4 separate regions of the Homo sapiens genome follow, and regions 1, 2 and 3 are each linked to region 4. A link is a loop called in an ENCODE intact Hi-C map of the cell type or tissue named here. Cell type or tissue: endothelial cell of umbilical vein. All regions are shown on one strand.

Region 1 (4,000 bases), 250 kb after region 4:
TCCAGTTTGTTTTGAATGTTTTGACCTTGGAACCATAATCATTTTCAAGATTTTTTAAAATCTAAGGTAGCAGTTCCTAATCAAATGTGAGGCCTGCCCCTCATAAATTGTCTGTATAATAAAGTGCTGATGTTTAGGAATAACTTATCTTTTCATTTTTTGAAGCAAACTGGAGCAGAATTGAGGTTATAGCCATAATAGAGACATTTGTACAGCAGTGTACTTTCTTAAGTAGAAGAGAAAAGCATGGAGTTATTTAAAGCTAGAGCCCTGGGAATTATGTATAATCATGTTTATGCTCCTGGGAGTGTCTTCCACTTCAGCATGATGCACATGTACTGAGAAACACTGCCTTAAGGCACATCTGACTAGTCTCAGTCCTTCCTTTATTCTTAGCACTCAGCAGTGGTTCTCAACTGGTGACCATACTGCTACCATTCTAGGCCTGCCAGGAGGCATTTGGAAAATGTCTGGGAGTACTTTGGGTTGTTGTAAAGCTTTGGGAAATGAGAAATAATTTGGTACACCACTGATATTTTGTGATGGTAAATGCAATGACCAAGATGGTCTCATCCTGCCCAGTATGTCAATGGCACCATAGTTGAGAAATATTGTGTAGTCATTATTTTTTCTCAAGGCCTCTGTTGCCTGCACACCACTAATGAGTTTGTCACAATTAAGCCCAGAGAAAGAGTTTCTCTCTATTTCCTTTACCTTCTGAAAGATAAAACTTTTAGCGAGGAAATCAGTAGAGAATAAGTTCTACCTTTAGAGTAAGTCTGTAGGAGTTGTCAGGATATCTAAGGCTCTCATCATCACATTCCAATTTTACATAAGTTTCTTAATACATATAAGCTACTTCTGAATCCCATGGCTGGCCTTGTAGTCTATGGCATACCTTCACAAAGAAAATACATTTTCCCTGCTTTTATTCTCCCTCAATAACAATACTAATAATGGCTATAATTTATTGCATTCCTATCAGGTACCAGGTAAACATACAAACGATTTTTCACATAGGATCTCATAACAATTCTAGAAAGCAGCAGACCTATTGTATAAAGACACAGATTCAAGACAGATTGGCTGGGTTCAAATTCCAACTCTACTATTTACTAGCTATGTAACCTTAATCAAGTTATTTAACCTCTCTGCTCAGTTTCCTCATCTGTATAATAGATACAATTGTACTTACTTATAAAGTTGTTATGAGGATTATATTAAGCACTTAGAACAGTGTCTAATAACAGTAAATGCTGTGTTTGTTAAATACTCATTACTCCCATTTTACAATAAGAAAATCAAAATTGGAAATGTAGTATCATTTGTCTATAGCTGCTAAGTCCATAAACCAAGATTTATACCTAAGTTGTTTAAGTCCAAAACTTGTATTTCAGTCATTATGTTCTACAGTCCCTCCAAAAGCTTTTCAACAGGTGTCCAGCTTCAGGTGCAAGACTTTCCCTACAAGTGTGGACCTCTCAGGGCTACATCAAATTTAGCAGACTTGCTGTTCCAGCCATTAGTTCTACTTCTTTTTGGTGGTATCAATGGTATGTTTTATTCCTTTTATTAAAATTTCAAAGTTATTTTGTAATGAATATTATGTTATCAGAGGATCTACTTCTCAAAGAAAATCCAACTTTCACTTATTCATGTTTTAGTATAGCGTATTTTACCAAAAAGCATGTCTATATTTAATTTGTCAGGAAATTGCACTAAACTACTGAAAGAAAGCATCATGCAGTGCTATGTGGTATCTGTGGTATATTTTACATTAATGCTTGAAACTAGCTGTATTTTTAGAATGGCCTCAAGAAAACATGAGTCATACTTAAAAGCACGCCAGAAATAGAAACAAGATTCAAGACTGTACATTACGAACATCTGCAAAACAAAGTGCCAAACTGCCATGCATAACCTAATATAAACATAGCACAGTACACGAGAGAAATCCCCAACTTCAATGTTTTCAGGCACAAAATGCTACCTTCCAGGAGTCCACATAATAATAAACCGATGTCAAAATAATCCCAAAGAGCTTGATCCTATATTCTAAGATTCCTTTTCTATGTAAAGATAAAAACATGTAGTTCATACTGGCCTAAATCCCTGATTCAATTCCTAACCAATATTTGTTTTCAAAAAATATGTACTATTTTTTGCCCAGCCATATTCAAAGGCTTTAAAGTAATTTTATCATAGTTATCTAAATTATAATTTTCTCCCTTCATGAACTCAAATTTTCATACATATAAAAGTTAAAATTAAAATTCTAGAAAATTAAGCATAGGTCAGATTCTATTATAATAAATCCTTCAAAACTGTTGATGTTTTCTTAGTATCCCAAAAAGCAGCATAATATAATGGAGGAAAAAAAAAAGTCTTTGAAGCCAGACAGACCTACTGTGATTTTTCATCCTGTCTTTTATCCATGTCCTTAGACAAGCATTTTGACTCTTTCAGGTCTGTTTCCTTATTTTCTTTTTTAAATTTTTTAAATTATACTTTAAGTTCTGAGATACATGTGCAGAACACGCAGATTTGTAGTTTCCTTATTTTCAAAATAAAGATAATAATACTTATTGAGTATGGTTTGTGAGGATTATAGGTAAAGCACCATGCCCAGTCCCTCAGCCAATGAGAACCAGGTACGGGAGAATTATTCAAGTCTCATCCTCACCTGCAAACTCCTATCTCTGCTGTGTACCCTGGACACCAGGCTGTATAGTGTGGATTTGGTGGATATGAATAGGCTCCTGAGTTTACACTCAAATTACCTGCTGGGCCTAGAGGCAAATCTGAAGAATAAGGGAGAAAGGAACCCAGTACTTACTACATCCTCACTGGTAAAGCCTATGTTAGAGTACTTTCACTTGACATTTCATTACCATTTCATCACCCCACAAAATAGCTCAGAAAGAATCTACATCTAGGCCCATAACATGCCCCTGAATTTGATTTTTCTACCACATCACAACACAAGATTTCAAAGGAAGCATGACTAACCTCCTCACTGCAACTACGTGCTCATCTGCTAAACTTTCCCCTATTTACCATGTAACATTCTGTAGTTAGATATAATGGACATGAAGGGTGAAAATATTTAGCACCAAAGTCCTCATTATTTACAACACGAACTAACTGAACTAAAAAATTAATTTATTCACACAGCTATATTTATTAAGGACCTACTATATGCTCAGCACCAAGAATACAAAGATGAATAAAATAAGGTTCTTTGAAGACATCAAAAGAAAAATACATATATAAAACATCAGCTTACGTAGCTTATATAAAGCCAATCATTTATAAAGTGGGCTGATGTTTCTATGATCCAATATAGCTGTTATCAAAACTAAATCTACAGCACTGGCCAGCACAGTGCTCAGCACAGAGAAGATATTCAGCTTTTCTTAAAATTGGAAAAATTCATCAATATGTATGAAATAATTATACATATCCATATTCAATGACTAAGTGTCATGTTGTTCACTTTTTGTGTAAGGGTACAAAAATAAGAGTATACATGTATATTTGCTTGTGTTTGTATAGAAAAATGCAAGACAGATTCCCCTGAAACTAATACTGTGAGAATTAACATGAATGAAAATAGGGGTGAATATATAATTTCTCAATGTATATCTTTTTATATTGTTTTGATTTCTGAATGACAAAAATATATTAGTTCTGCAAAAAAGTTATTTTTTTAAAGTCATGCTTTAGAAAATATTTTACATAAGGAAATGTCCACAATATGTTGCTTTATGAAAATGGTCTGTACATACAAAAGTATGGTCTGCAAATAAAAAAAGGTAAGAAAACATTCTGTATATACAAAATAGTATATACAGTACATACTATTATTTTCTTAAATGATACACATATACATAGTCATTTTTTAAAACACTAGATACGTTTCACAAAGATTCAAGCCATACAAAGTGTGTTCTCCGACCAAAATTAAATTAAATTAGAAATTAGTAATAAAAAGATCTTT
Region 2 (4,000 bases), 48 kb after region 4:
ATTTTTCAGTGCATGAAATAACACATACAGTCACAGGAAAAAGTCTAGAAGGATCATCAATGGCTATTTCTGGATGGTAACATTACAGGAGTTTTTATTTTCTTTTTGCTGATTAATTTTAAAAATAAATGGGATGCCATTCTTCATTTAGTAAATATCATCATAAAGAAAGCCAACATCTAAAAAACTTTTTAATTTCCTTAGTTTTTTTTTCTATTTGACTGATAGAAATGGATGTTTGTTAAATAATAGCTAGTTTGCTAGTGACAAATAGGCATTGAATGCTCTGGGAGGAAAAGTAGCTTAATATGAAGTAAGTAGTTTAACATCAAGTAAGTAGCATTAAAAAAGAAATCAACAGAATTAAGGGCAAAGAACTTGGAGCAGAGAGAATGAACATTTAAGTATTTTATAGAATGTGTGTCTCCTAGAGAAGGCAGGGAGAGAAAAACACATGAAGGTAACTTCAGAGGATAGAGACAATTTCTCTGTATGCTTATTTAAAAAATTACCACAATCTTTGAGAAGTCTATAAATTTCTTTTGTGTTCCAAATCAAGAAGAAATGATGGCTAGTATACTTCTTATATAAGGTAGTCATACAAAGTTTTCTAAGGTTTTTATTTTTCTAAGTGAATCACCTTGTGTTTTATTTTTTGATCCTCCATATGTCACAAGAAAAGGAAACTTAAATGAGAATGAAGAGGTCTCCAAAATGATCTCTGTTGTGCCAAAAGTCTCTATTTATCTGCTTCGTGGTTACTCTTCACTTTGAACTATGGCTAAAATCCAAGCATCTGAATCTGTTATAATTCCTTGAAGAATAAGAATTTGTATATTGTATGTACATGACATCACGGTCAATGATGAGTTCCAAGTTGGTTACTTAAAATCCCAAGGTCCTTTTAAGCCAAAACTATTGATAATTTTCAGTATCTAAATAACTACTCTGATCTAGAAATTCCCTGCAATCTACATATCAATCTGTTTATATCATCCTTAGAATTGGAATTAATATTACATATAGCCCAGCTGTACCCCTGCTTTCTAACCTCCAGCAAGTTACATAACTTCTCTGTGCCTCAAATTCCTCATCTACAAGATGCAATAATATTATATATATGCCATAGGTCCGTTGGGAGAATTATATACATTTATGTAAAGAAAGTGCTTGGAAATATGTCTGGTACGTAGTTATCTATAAATGTTTCTATTACCATCATCAATATTATTGTACTACCATCATTATTACCATTATTATGAAATATAATCATAACATTGTTGTTGTTATAATTATATTTAGAAGTATTTACATTTCATTGTTGATCTATGAAATGACAATTTTCTCATCTTAAGAACTGGAAAGTTAGAGCGACATATAAATTTAAGATAAAATAGTGTATAAGTTTCTTAAAATGGAAATCTCATGAAAAAGATAGCATTTTTTTCTTTCTTTAAAACAAATGTTTTCCCAGTATAGCAGATTTCATAAATTATTCTGAAACACACTTTTTAATTTGGAAGTGCTAATGTGCTAGCAGTATGTTTATTCCCAAATAAAAGAAAGTTCAGACATAAAAGTTCACTTGAGGAAAAAACAGGCAAACTTTGCTTTAAAGTTTATATTTATAGTTGTCTATACTGAAGTATAGCAGATAATCTATGCCTTTGGTTGGATGTTTGGACCTAATTCTCTTAAAATATATATGTTACAAAGATATTTCCAATAACAACATTTAAAATTCAAGAGTTTCAATTTTAACATAAATCCTCCTATCTCTCCCTACAATACTGACAAAATGACATTAGTACATGCAACACACACATATAGCATCAATTGTCTTGTTTCTCTATAGGCCAAATCCCCATCTTGAGTGTGGGGATGATCATCTTTTCTTGATTCATAGATGACATACAGTTGTTTCTCTATAGGACAAATGTCACAGAATTAAATTCAACCCCCATATAAAGCATAGTATTCATATTTTTAAAAATACTTTCTCCCGTATACTTCCTTATTTGGTTATGTTTGCCTTCTCTTGGCATGTCCTGTCCCATGTATTAGAAACTTAAAAGAGGAGCAATAACAAATCTCAGGAAGTACTAGTGGAAAGGGGCAAATGCAGTGGGTGGGTGGGGTCTAGGTAGCCAATTCTGATCCTGGTACTAAGGTCTGGGAATATATTTGCAGATAAGGAAGAAGAGCTCCATTATGGCAGGATCAAGTAAAATAAAATAACCACCCAATAAGACTCAGTCTAAAAATACCAGGTTTAGCAAAAGTTTATTAAAGAAGACAAGTTAAATTCACCTCATCACATTGGGCCTTTAAAAAATGTGCAGAAACCTGTGAGATAGATAACATCACTGCACTCTTTAGGAGAACAAAAGGGAAAGTGACAGCATCTCTCTTTTGGGAATTTTGCCAAAGAACACAAAAATAACATCACCGCTACTGAACAGACAAGTATATTCTGATTTCAGTTGAGGAAGAAGGTGCTGTAGATAGCTACACAAATAGTGGTTTAGCATTATCTTGGCCCTTGTAAAAAAATTCCCCCTTCTAAAACATCTGACTTATATCTCTTTTTAGCTATATGTAGTGGGTGGCCAATTATCTTTCCATCCCCATCCTGAGTGTGGGTATGATCATCTTGTTCTAGTTTCAGTGTAACTTTACTCCCATCAATAAGCACTGCGGTTGGATTAGAGAACATGAAAATTAAGTTGTAGCAAGAACTGTTCATTCAGGGCAAAAAGATACTAATAGTATTAAACCATTTTATCCTTCTTCCTTAGGAACTGAAATCCAATGTGTATCTTCCCCACTAACAGTAGCTGCAGAGCTGGGTAGAAGCAGCCTACAAGAACTGGTTTAGCAAAAGGTCTAGAAAAGTCAAAGTGAAATCAAAGACTGCATGGGGAAGACTAACTTTTTGGCGGTCTATGTGATTACCATCAACAGTACACTACTTGGGGGGCAGGGGTGGAAAGGGGGAATGAAAAGTGTTAGTATCACATATTTTTATGTTTGTTTTTGCAGATGAGATAAACATTAAGATTATATTAAAATTCAAAGGATGTTAGAATAGAAAGGAACCTTACTGATGATCCACAATGAAGATAATTGCATATTCTGGCCTGGCCAGGGCAGTCTTATTTTACACTCTTTTTACAGAATTATTGTCAATAGCTCCCCCTGCCTTTCTCAAAAATGTCCTGATTTAGATGGTAAATCAAATATTTTTAAAAATAATTTCTCCCAGTGTACTTCCTTAATATTTTTAAATATTTGAATATTTAAATATTCAAATATTTTAAAATATTTTTAAAAATCAAATAGATATGCTATGTATAAGAAAAGGCCCTCTGTACCAATAGAGAATTAGTTAAGTAACTTCTCTAAATTCAAATGACCAAAATGGAATGGTGAGCTCTTTGAGGGCAGGATTCTGTCTTGTCATCTGTTTCTCCATGGCTGATCCAGGTAGACAGGTGAACATATGACTAACTGCTAAATTCCCAGGCCATTACTTTGTTCACTTTGTCATCCTACTCTCTCTAAGTACAAGGCTGATAATTTGATAGAAATTGCTACACTTTGTCATCCTACTCTCTCTAAGTACAAGGCTGATAATTTGATAGAAATTGCTACGGAACCTGTGAATTTCAAGAAGGGCAATAAAACAACACTACTTTTGAGCAGCCTAAGTTATTGCAATTAACAGATGAGGAAAAAATTGCTCTGAATGACTGTGGAAATTATAGCCTACTCTGATCTCCTTCTAAAAGGAAAATTCACTCTTCCTTCACATCTGCTTAAGTCTATTTCTAGCTATATGCGGTTGGGGGACAACTAGTTGTTTCTATCCCCTTGTAATGCAAGAGTGTGACCAACTTGTTTCCAGGCTCAAAGTACTTCTGCTTCTACTCAAAAGTACTAGAGTTAGAATTAACTTGCCATAGCAATAATTTTTCTGTTTAGAACTGAGGATGACAAT
Region 3 (4,000 bases), 170 kb after region 4:
GAAGAGGTCCTTCACATCCTTTGTAAGTTGTATTCCTAAGTATTTTATTATCTTTGTAGCAATTGTGAATGGGAGTTCACTCATGTTTTGGCTGTTTGTCTATTATTGGTGTGTTGGAATGCTTGTGATTTTTGCACATTGACTTTGTATCCCAAATACTGCATGTTCTCAGTCACAAGGGGGAGTTGAATGAGACCACATGGACACAGGGAGGAGAACATCACACACTGGGGCCTGTCTGGGGATGGCGGGGCTAGAGGAGGGATAGCATTAGGAAAAATACCTAACGTAGGTGACGGGTTGGTTGATGGGTGCAGCAAACCACCATGGTACATGTATACCTATGTAACAAACCTGCACGTTCTGCACATGTATCCCAGAACTTAAAGTATTAAAAAAAAAAAAGTTACAGGTGGTAGCTCATGCTTGTAATTCTAGCACTTTGGGAAGCTAAGGTGGGCTGATTGCTTGAGCTCAGGAGTTCAAGACCAGCCTGGGCAACAAGGCAAAACCCCATCGCTACAAAAACTACAAAAAATTTGCCAGATATGGTGGTGCACACCTGTAGTCCCAGCTACTTGGGGAGCTGAGGCACAAGGATCACTTGAGGCCAGGAGGTGGAGGCTGCAGTGAGCCAAGATTGCACCACCGCACTCTAGCCTGGGTGACAAAGTGAGACCGTCTCAAAAAAAAAAAAAAGGTACATAAGTCATGATGATCACAACATCAACACCAAATCAGAAGCAGCACCACAATTCTTGATAATAAAATTGAGAAAAATTTGTTTCATGGGTCAGGTCATCCTATAGAGAACAACATGTTAAAGAGTTAAAAATAGAAGTAATAATAATTATTACAGCTAATCCTTATGGAAAGCCTAACAAGTGCCAGGTACTTTGCATATGTTAACTCATGTAATCCTTATAACCTGAAGAGCCATGTACAATTATGTTCTTCATTTTACAGAGAAGAAAACTGAGGTATGAGAAGGTCAAACAGTTTACCCAATCAAGGACACACAGCTAGCAGGCAGAGGAGCCAGATTGTCCTCAAGTATATTATGACAATGAACACAGCAATAAATTTCACTAAAAGAAATTCCCATAAGGAAAGAGCTGGATTGGATTAATGAACCCATGAATAGATTGCAGTTAATATAGGAATATACCAATAACACACCTCTCAGGCTAGCTTCACAAATTAACTTCTAATAAGTCTCAATCATCTTCTTTGAGAAGAGTTAAAAAGTGTGACTATGATGCTAACCACTCCCCAAACAGACCCCAAATACAGCTAGTCTTTATTGTTGTTTTAAAATTTATTTCAAAACATATAAAAAAGATTGAAATAAAAATGCTTTAGTTAAAAGTAAGTACATCTCTAAGTAGATATGATTCTTCATTCTCATTTCTGAATTAAAAATATAAACAGTAGGCCGGGTGCGGTGGCTCACGCCTGTAATCCCAGCACTTTGGGAGGCCGAGGCAGGTGGATCACGAGGTCAGGAGATCGAGACCATCCTGGCTAACACGGTGAAACCCCGTCTCTACTAAAAATACAAAAAATTAGCCGGGTGTGGTGGCGGGCGCCTGTAGTCCCAGCTACTCGGGAGGGGAGGCAGGAGAATGGCGTGAACCAAGGAGGCGGAGCTTGCAGTGAGCCGAGATCGCGCCACTGCACTCCACCCTGGGCGACAGAGCGAGACTCTGTCTCAAAAAAAAAAAAAAAAAAAAAAAAAAAAAAAAAAAAATATATATATATATATATATATATATATATATATATATAAAAACAGTAGACATTTAATATTTTTTCAATTGGGGTAAATAAGCACTAATAATGATTTTGTTTTCCAAAGGAAACTAGCTGAATTTCTGTAGGCTTTCCAGGTCTACCTCAAATGAGTTTTACTTATTAAGCAATACTTATTATACCAGGAAAATACCATACCAGTAGTATAAACAAGAAGAAAATCTGGGATTATGTGAATAAAAGAATATACCAAGAATAAGCCATTGACTTTGTAATACAGTATTAACTATGCCCACACCTATTAGTGGCAGCAGAATGCTACATAAATATTGTATAAACATACAATGTTAATAATTTTTAGGTCCTGAAATAGAAATGAAGCCATTATTTCTGGAATCTAAGCATGCTCAGTGAACAGAACGCAGGCATGCTGCCAACATTCCTCAGTGTCATTTATGTTTGATCTCAAAAAGGCCTCTCATTTTACATATATTGTAAAATTATTTGTAAACTCTTCCATCCTTCTCCCTCAAGTTCCTCTTTTAAAGAACTATTTTTAACCTGTAGCACATAAAATTAACTCCCTTTTATGTACAGGATGCGATGTTGACATTACAAGCCTACTATGTTGATTTCAGTTACTCTGCTGTCAATGGGGAAAAGTTGATTTTGCAGTTGTATGTGTGGTAAGCACTGGAATCTATTTCAAGATGATCTGCTTTAGTTAAAGATTTATACTATGAACACAGAATAAATTTCTCTCATTGAAGATAACCAGAAGTCAAACCCACTATGTTGCTAACAACTGATTCAACTAAAGGACATCTTAATAAAGATGCAAAATTAAATATAAATGTAAGGTCAGTATAGGTGCAGATAATACAGTTATGTACTCCATCAAGATACACAACCAAATACCCTCATTTTATCCTTCCTATACTACAAAGGCTAGAAAACTAGAAACATCATTTCTTAAAGTCTGTGCAGCTAGAGTTCTATTCATGAACCAGGTTCCACCAAGCATTCTCATGTACAAGAGACTGGGAAAATGGCAGTCAACAATGGGAGTAAGGGAGCAGCCAGCACAAAGAAAACTGCTCTTCTAGGGCATCAATGGCTAAATTCCTCCTGGTACTACCATTCCTTACTGGGTAAAATGTAAATTGCATTCCCTGTTTCTCCCAGAAATTTTGTAAATTAGCTAACACTCTGTAAATAATATCTTTTCATTTTAGAGACTGAGTACTATTGTTTACCAGAAAGCCAGAACTTAAGGATGATGATATTTAAAAAGTAAATCAACTTGTTAAAGATTGTAAAGAAAATGTTGACAACTAAGTACATTAAGAAGGACAAGAAGAGTTTCACAAGGCAAGAAGCAGAGATGCAATAGACTAAAACCCCAGCATATACAAACTAAAGAATCATATTTTATTCAAATAGTACTACAAACTTTGTTGCATTTTATCACAAATGTTAGACTCCCTTAGAAAAACAGGTGTGAAAGTAGCAATAAATTCTAGTTTAAGTATCTGCAATAAGCTAAACACTTAAATCAAGAAGTTAGAAAAACTTCAAATCAACAATCTAATCTAACATCACGGCTAGAGGAACTAGAAAAACAAGAATAACCTAACTCCAAAGCTAGCAGAAGAAAAGAAATAACTAAAATCAGAGCACAACTGAATAAAACTGAGACTGAAAAATCCATACAAAGGATCAACTAACCCAAAATTTGGTTATCTGAAAGGATAAACAAGATAGACCACTAGCGAAATTAATAAAAAAAGGGAGAAGATCCAAATCAGCACAATCAGAAATGACAAAGGTAACATTACAACCGATCCTACAGAAATACAGATCATCAATCAATGCCTACTATGAACACCTCTCTGCACACAACTAGAAAATCTAGAGGAAATGGATAAATTCCTGGAAACACACAACCTCCCAAGACTGAATTGGGAAGAAACTGAAACCCGAAACAGACCAATATCAAGTTCTGAAATTGAATCAGTAATAAAAAACTTACCAAAAAAACACAACCCTGGACGAGATGGATTCACAGCTGAATTCTACCAGACATCAAAAAAGAGCTGGTACCAATTCTACTGAAACTATTCAACACAACTGAGGAATAAGGACTCCTCTCTAACTCGTTCTACAAAGCTAGCATCATTCTGATACCAAAATCTGGCAAAGACATAACAAAGAAAGTTAAATATAGGCCAATACCCTTGAGGAACAT
Region 4 (4,000 bases):
ATTTATAGGGGTATCATTCTTATTGGATATGCATAAAAAGTTAATGAAACCTCACAGCCTCCCTAAAATCATAAACTTGTTTATTTGCTTGCCTTAGGGAGGTGACTGCTGATTTAATTTTAATTGTATTTAGCAATTACTGATAATGTTGTGATCCAATGGAAGCTTTTCTTTTAGAGGAATGTAAAAATCAACTTGCAATTTCTCTCTGAAACACAATCTATATAAGAAAGGAGGCCCATATGCATGAACCCAGGAGTGCTATCTTACTTCAGGGCAGATTTTTCTTCAATTCTTTACTCAAACCAAATTTCTGGTTCAAGAAGAGTATGGCCAATTGGTTACTGGGATAACTGCAGGCTTCCACATTTCCTGAGCTAACATGATACTATCTTATCTGTGTTCTCTGTACCTTTCTCCCTTTTCTCTCATTGCTTCTGTCCCTATCACCATCTTACTGCCTCATTTCTGAAAGCCTTGCTGTTAGGTAACTGCCATAATTCTCTTTGGGGAGTTAGATGATAAAGCCATAAATAAGCAAGTGGCATGATAGAGCTAAACTATATCAGCCTATGAGAGATAACTGCTAAATACTTAGGAATTTTTCAAGCTGATTGTTAACCTTTGGTAGCTTGAAATCATGGTGGGGGTGTTTGCAAAATGGAAACTGGCAAACTTAACAACCCCCCAGTCTCCATGAGAACTAGTTTACTAGCACGCCACCGGGATCTTGCATTTTCACTCAGTACTCCTGAAAATCTTAAAGATTCAAAATGAATTTTCATGGCTGGGACTTCTCTAATAGGAATAAACAATAAAAAAATAATTACAGGCAATGCCCAAGTGTTACCATATAGGGAAACAGCTGGATCATCTTGCTGAAACCCAGCTCTACTGACACGTGGCGAGGAGACATGGATGGTGAGAAATTATAAAAGTTCAGAAAAGCATTGCCTTTCTGGGCCAAGAAAGATTCCCAAAGACACATGTACATATAACAATCCTACAAAATATGGATTGTTCTGTAACAATGATCCACTGAATCAGACTATTTTTTCAGAGTTATTGATCAAAGTAAAGAATGATGTATAAGAGTAAACTATGCTCCTTAAAAAGAACAAAGAATTTCATAATCCCATAGAGGATCTGAAGATTACCTAGCATGTAAATTTACTAATAGTCAGCCAGTTAAATAACCCAGTGGTTTCTAAAACTGAAAATAGAACTTAATATCCAACTGAGATCTTCAAAAATCAAAACTGCTAGACTAGAGATTATAGAAAAGGCCAAGCTTACTTACCTAAGTACATCAAACTGCATTTATTCATAGTCCTAGAAAATTCTCTTTAAAAGGGGGAATAGACTAATAGTGCTAAACATAAATTAGTTATCTTTTCCATGTATTTCTTTCTATGCCTCACTCCTTTTTATTTTCAAATGCTGGTTGTGTGCTTATTGTGTACCAGACACTGTCTTCACTATAATGATGAAAAAGTTCCAGTCTCACACTGTATTTCAGAAGATTGCAACCATTGTTAAAGAATATACTACTTCCTTAAGTACTATTCAAAGGCTGCAGAGAGATCCTACCAGCAATATACAGAAGATTTACTTTGTGATTTCTTTTAATTAGAAAATAACATTTGAAAGCTATAACCTTTTAAGCCTTTTTGCTCCCACAAAAATAATCACCAAGAGAAGATGATCTGATTTCTGAGGAAATCTGTGGTATAGCTTTAACAGCTTTCTTGGAAGGAAGACAAATGTAACTAAGTATGAATAATATACTTTAAATATAGCCAGAAGAATTTTGACTTATAATTAACCCATGTTTCTGAAAATATGAAATCTACAAGTAATAAATATGCATTCTTAATAATGGTCTCTTAAAACTACATTTATATTAATCCTTTCAGTTTGTTGTTATGGTTATTTATTATAGGAAAAACACATGTTTCTATCAAAGCATGTAAAATTAATGAACACATTTTATATGTAGAGCTCAAAAAATACTCTCTTGTAAGCTGTACTCATTAAATAAAAATACCAACAAATTCATTAAACAAAAACAAAAACTCAAATCAACAATGGCAAAGCTAATAACTCCAGAAGGCTGAAATGTAGCAAAGACAAACAGAGTAGTGATAAAACATTTAATTATTAATATACTGTTTATCTCAATATGGACAGTTCCTTTGCTATGATGCAGAGGAATCAGGAGGCATGGGGATCTTTTGTGGTGGATGGCATGGCAGGTTATTTGCCCAGCCCTCACTGCTGACCTAAAGGCGCCTATCTTGCTCAACAGGAACCATACAAGACAAGAGTGTATAAGCCTTTCATTGCCAGCAGGCCTGTTAATTTCCATGATGTAAAAAGTAAGTCCATCTGGCCACTAGATGGAGATCAGGTTACTCTGTCAGTGATGGGGAAGCTGCTTGCAGCCAGCAAGTGTTAAGTAAGCAGGGTATGGAGAACCTATTCTCTTTTTTCAATACTTCTATGAAAGGCATTTTCCAAGCTCTGAAGTTAGGAGCAGATCTGTGCTGAATAAAGAGTATATAAATGAAGAATAGCTTGAAAGATCAAACAGAAAGGGAACTGTAAAAGACAAACATTTGCTTGTTATTACTGTTGCCCCTGGAATGACTTCTATTTAGGTTTGGTTGTATAAACCACTTGTAATTAATAAGATGAGCTGGTCTAAATAAGAACAATTAAATAAGCTGTCTCATTATTTACCAAGCAGGGAAGAAGAGAGATATGACAAAAAATTAAAACAATGATAGATTATTAAGACAATTAGTCTTGTCTGTTTGAACATAAGAATACAGACTCATGTTTGAGTATGTATATAAGTATGCATTTTTAATATCAACCAAAATGGATCAAGGGAACTTAGGGATCAAAGGAGAATGTCAGATAACATCTATTCTAATTTTCCAAATGAAACTATCATTCAATTCTGAATTATACAACTTTATTACTAAATATGTCTCATTTCTGTAATAGCTGAGCTTTATTTTATTTTTTTTTAGAGACAGGGTCTTGTTTTGTTGCCCAGGCTGGGGGGCAGTGGCTCGATCTCAGCTCCTGCAACCTCCACCTCCCAGGTTCAAGCAATTCTTGTGCCTCAGCCTCCCAAGTAGCTGGGATTACAGGCATGTGCCACCATGCCCAGCTTATAGCTGAACTTTAAACTGGAGACATAAAGTTACACATGTCCTGGAAAATGTTTGGTTTAGGGAAAGTTCAGATATTTCACTGTGTAATGTAGCTGAATATTTTGATTATTCTTGAGATGTTAGATCCATAATTCTGTTCATTTCTAACTTAATAACTATATATCCTCATTCAATAAATATTTATTCAGTTACATCTAAACAAATAATTTGTGACAGTTTAAAAGAAAAATTCCATTTGTTATCAAATAGTTTCAATTACCAGTACATTTTAGTATATAGGAGTGTGAGCACAAACAAACATATTAATTGCTTATTGCACCAATCATTGTGCTACAAGCTAGGAGTACAAAGATGTATATATAGCCAGAGAAGTAACTGGAAGAGAAGGCCTACATGATTAAAAAACAAATACAAATTCATTTTTGTAGCAGTCAAGCACAATTATTAAATGATTAGTAAAAGTCCTTTGTAAAGTTCTATCGTGAAAAATAAATTTAATCTTGACCAGATGGAAAACATGACCTTTGATCTCTACCACATATAAAATATAGAAATTCAAACACAATAGTATTTACTATTAGGCACCAATGACTGTAATGAGAACAAGAGCTTAATTCAAAAAGAGAAGAAACTAATGTTTAGAATAATAAATGAAACAGACCATAATTAATTGGCTTTCTAAATATTGTTATGAGTAGTAACCAACATTCAGTCTGTTGCTGTAATCAGTCCATGGCACTTACTTAATCACATGTTTATTTTAGAGTCACACATTTGTTTTAGCTTAATTAAATTAATATATTTATACCCCTTCA

What was found. Hi-C counts contacts between places; a loop is a spot of excess contacts. Peaks named below come from ENCODE experiments on the same cell type or tissue, not always from the same donor. Only the 100,000 strongest peaks of a DNase experiment are listed, where the experiment ranks them.
Region 1: it touches region 4 in a loop (2.9-fold over the local background); 13 of 110 quality-filtered maps call a loop at or near these places.
Region 2: it touches region 4 in a loop (2.0-fold over the local background); 8 of 110 quality-filtered maps call a loop at or near these places.
Region 3: it touches region 4 in a loop (2.6-fold over the local background); 10 of 110 quality-filtered maps call a loop at or near these places.

Annotation. Positions count from the first base shown.
Region 1 is chr13:41,914,934-41,918,933 of GRCh38, forward strand. All of the region lies in intron 2 of VWA8 (von Willebrand factor A domain containing 8), which reads right to left. Among named protein-coding and RNA genes, the nearest start is that of VWA8, 44 kb to the right of the region's middle. RefSeq lists enhancers at 1,763-1,842, 2,952-3,071. In endothelial cell of umbilical vein, no CTCF peak of the experiment used is centred here; DNase peaks (open chromatin) are centred at 1,868 and 2,978; H3K27ac peaks cover 1,369 bases.
Region 2 is chr13:41,714,004-41,718,003 of GRCh38, forward strand. The region is part of intron 26 of VWA8 (von Willebrand factor A domain containing 8); the gene reads right to left. Among named protein-coding and RNA genes, the nearest start is that of MIR5006, 150 kb to the left of the region's middle. In endothelial cell of umbilical vein, no CTCF peak of the experiment used is centred here; a DNase peak (open chromatin) is centred at 2,418.
Region 3 is chr13:41,840,072-41,844,071 of GRCh38, forward strand. All of the region lies in intron 12 of VWA8 (von Willebrand factor A domain containing 8), which reads right to left. Among named protein-coding and RNA genes, the nearest start is that of VWA8, 120 kb to the right of the region's middle. In endothelial cell of umbilical vein, no CTCF peak of the experiment used is centred here; a DNase peak (open chromatin) is centred at 2,100.
Region 4 is chr13:41,665,950-41,669,949 of GRCh38, forward strand. The region is part of intron 37 of VWA8 (von Willebrand factor A domain containing 8); the gene reads right to left. Among named protein-coding and RNA genes, the nearest start is that of MIR5006, 100 kb to the left of the region's middle. In endothelial cell of umbilical vein, a CTCF peak has its summit at 2,405 (motif pointing right); a DNase peak (open chromatin) is centred at 2,392.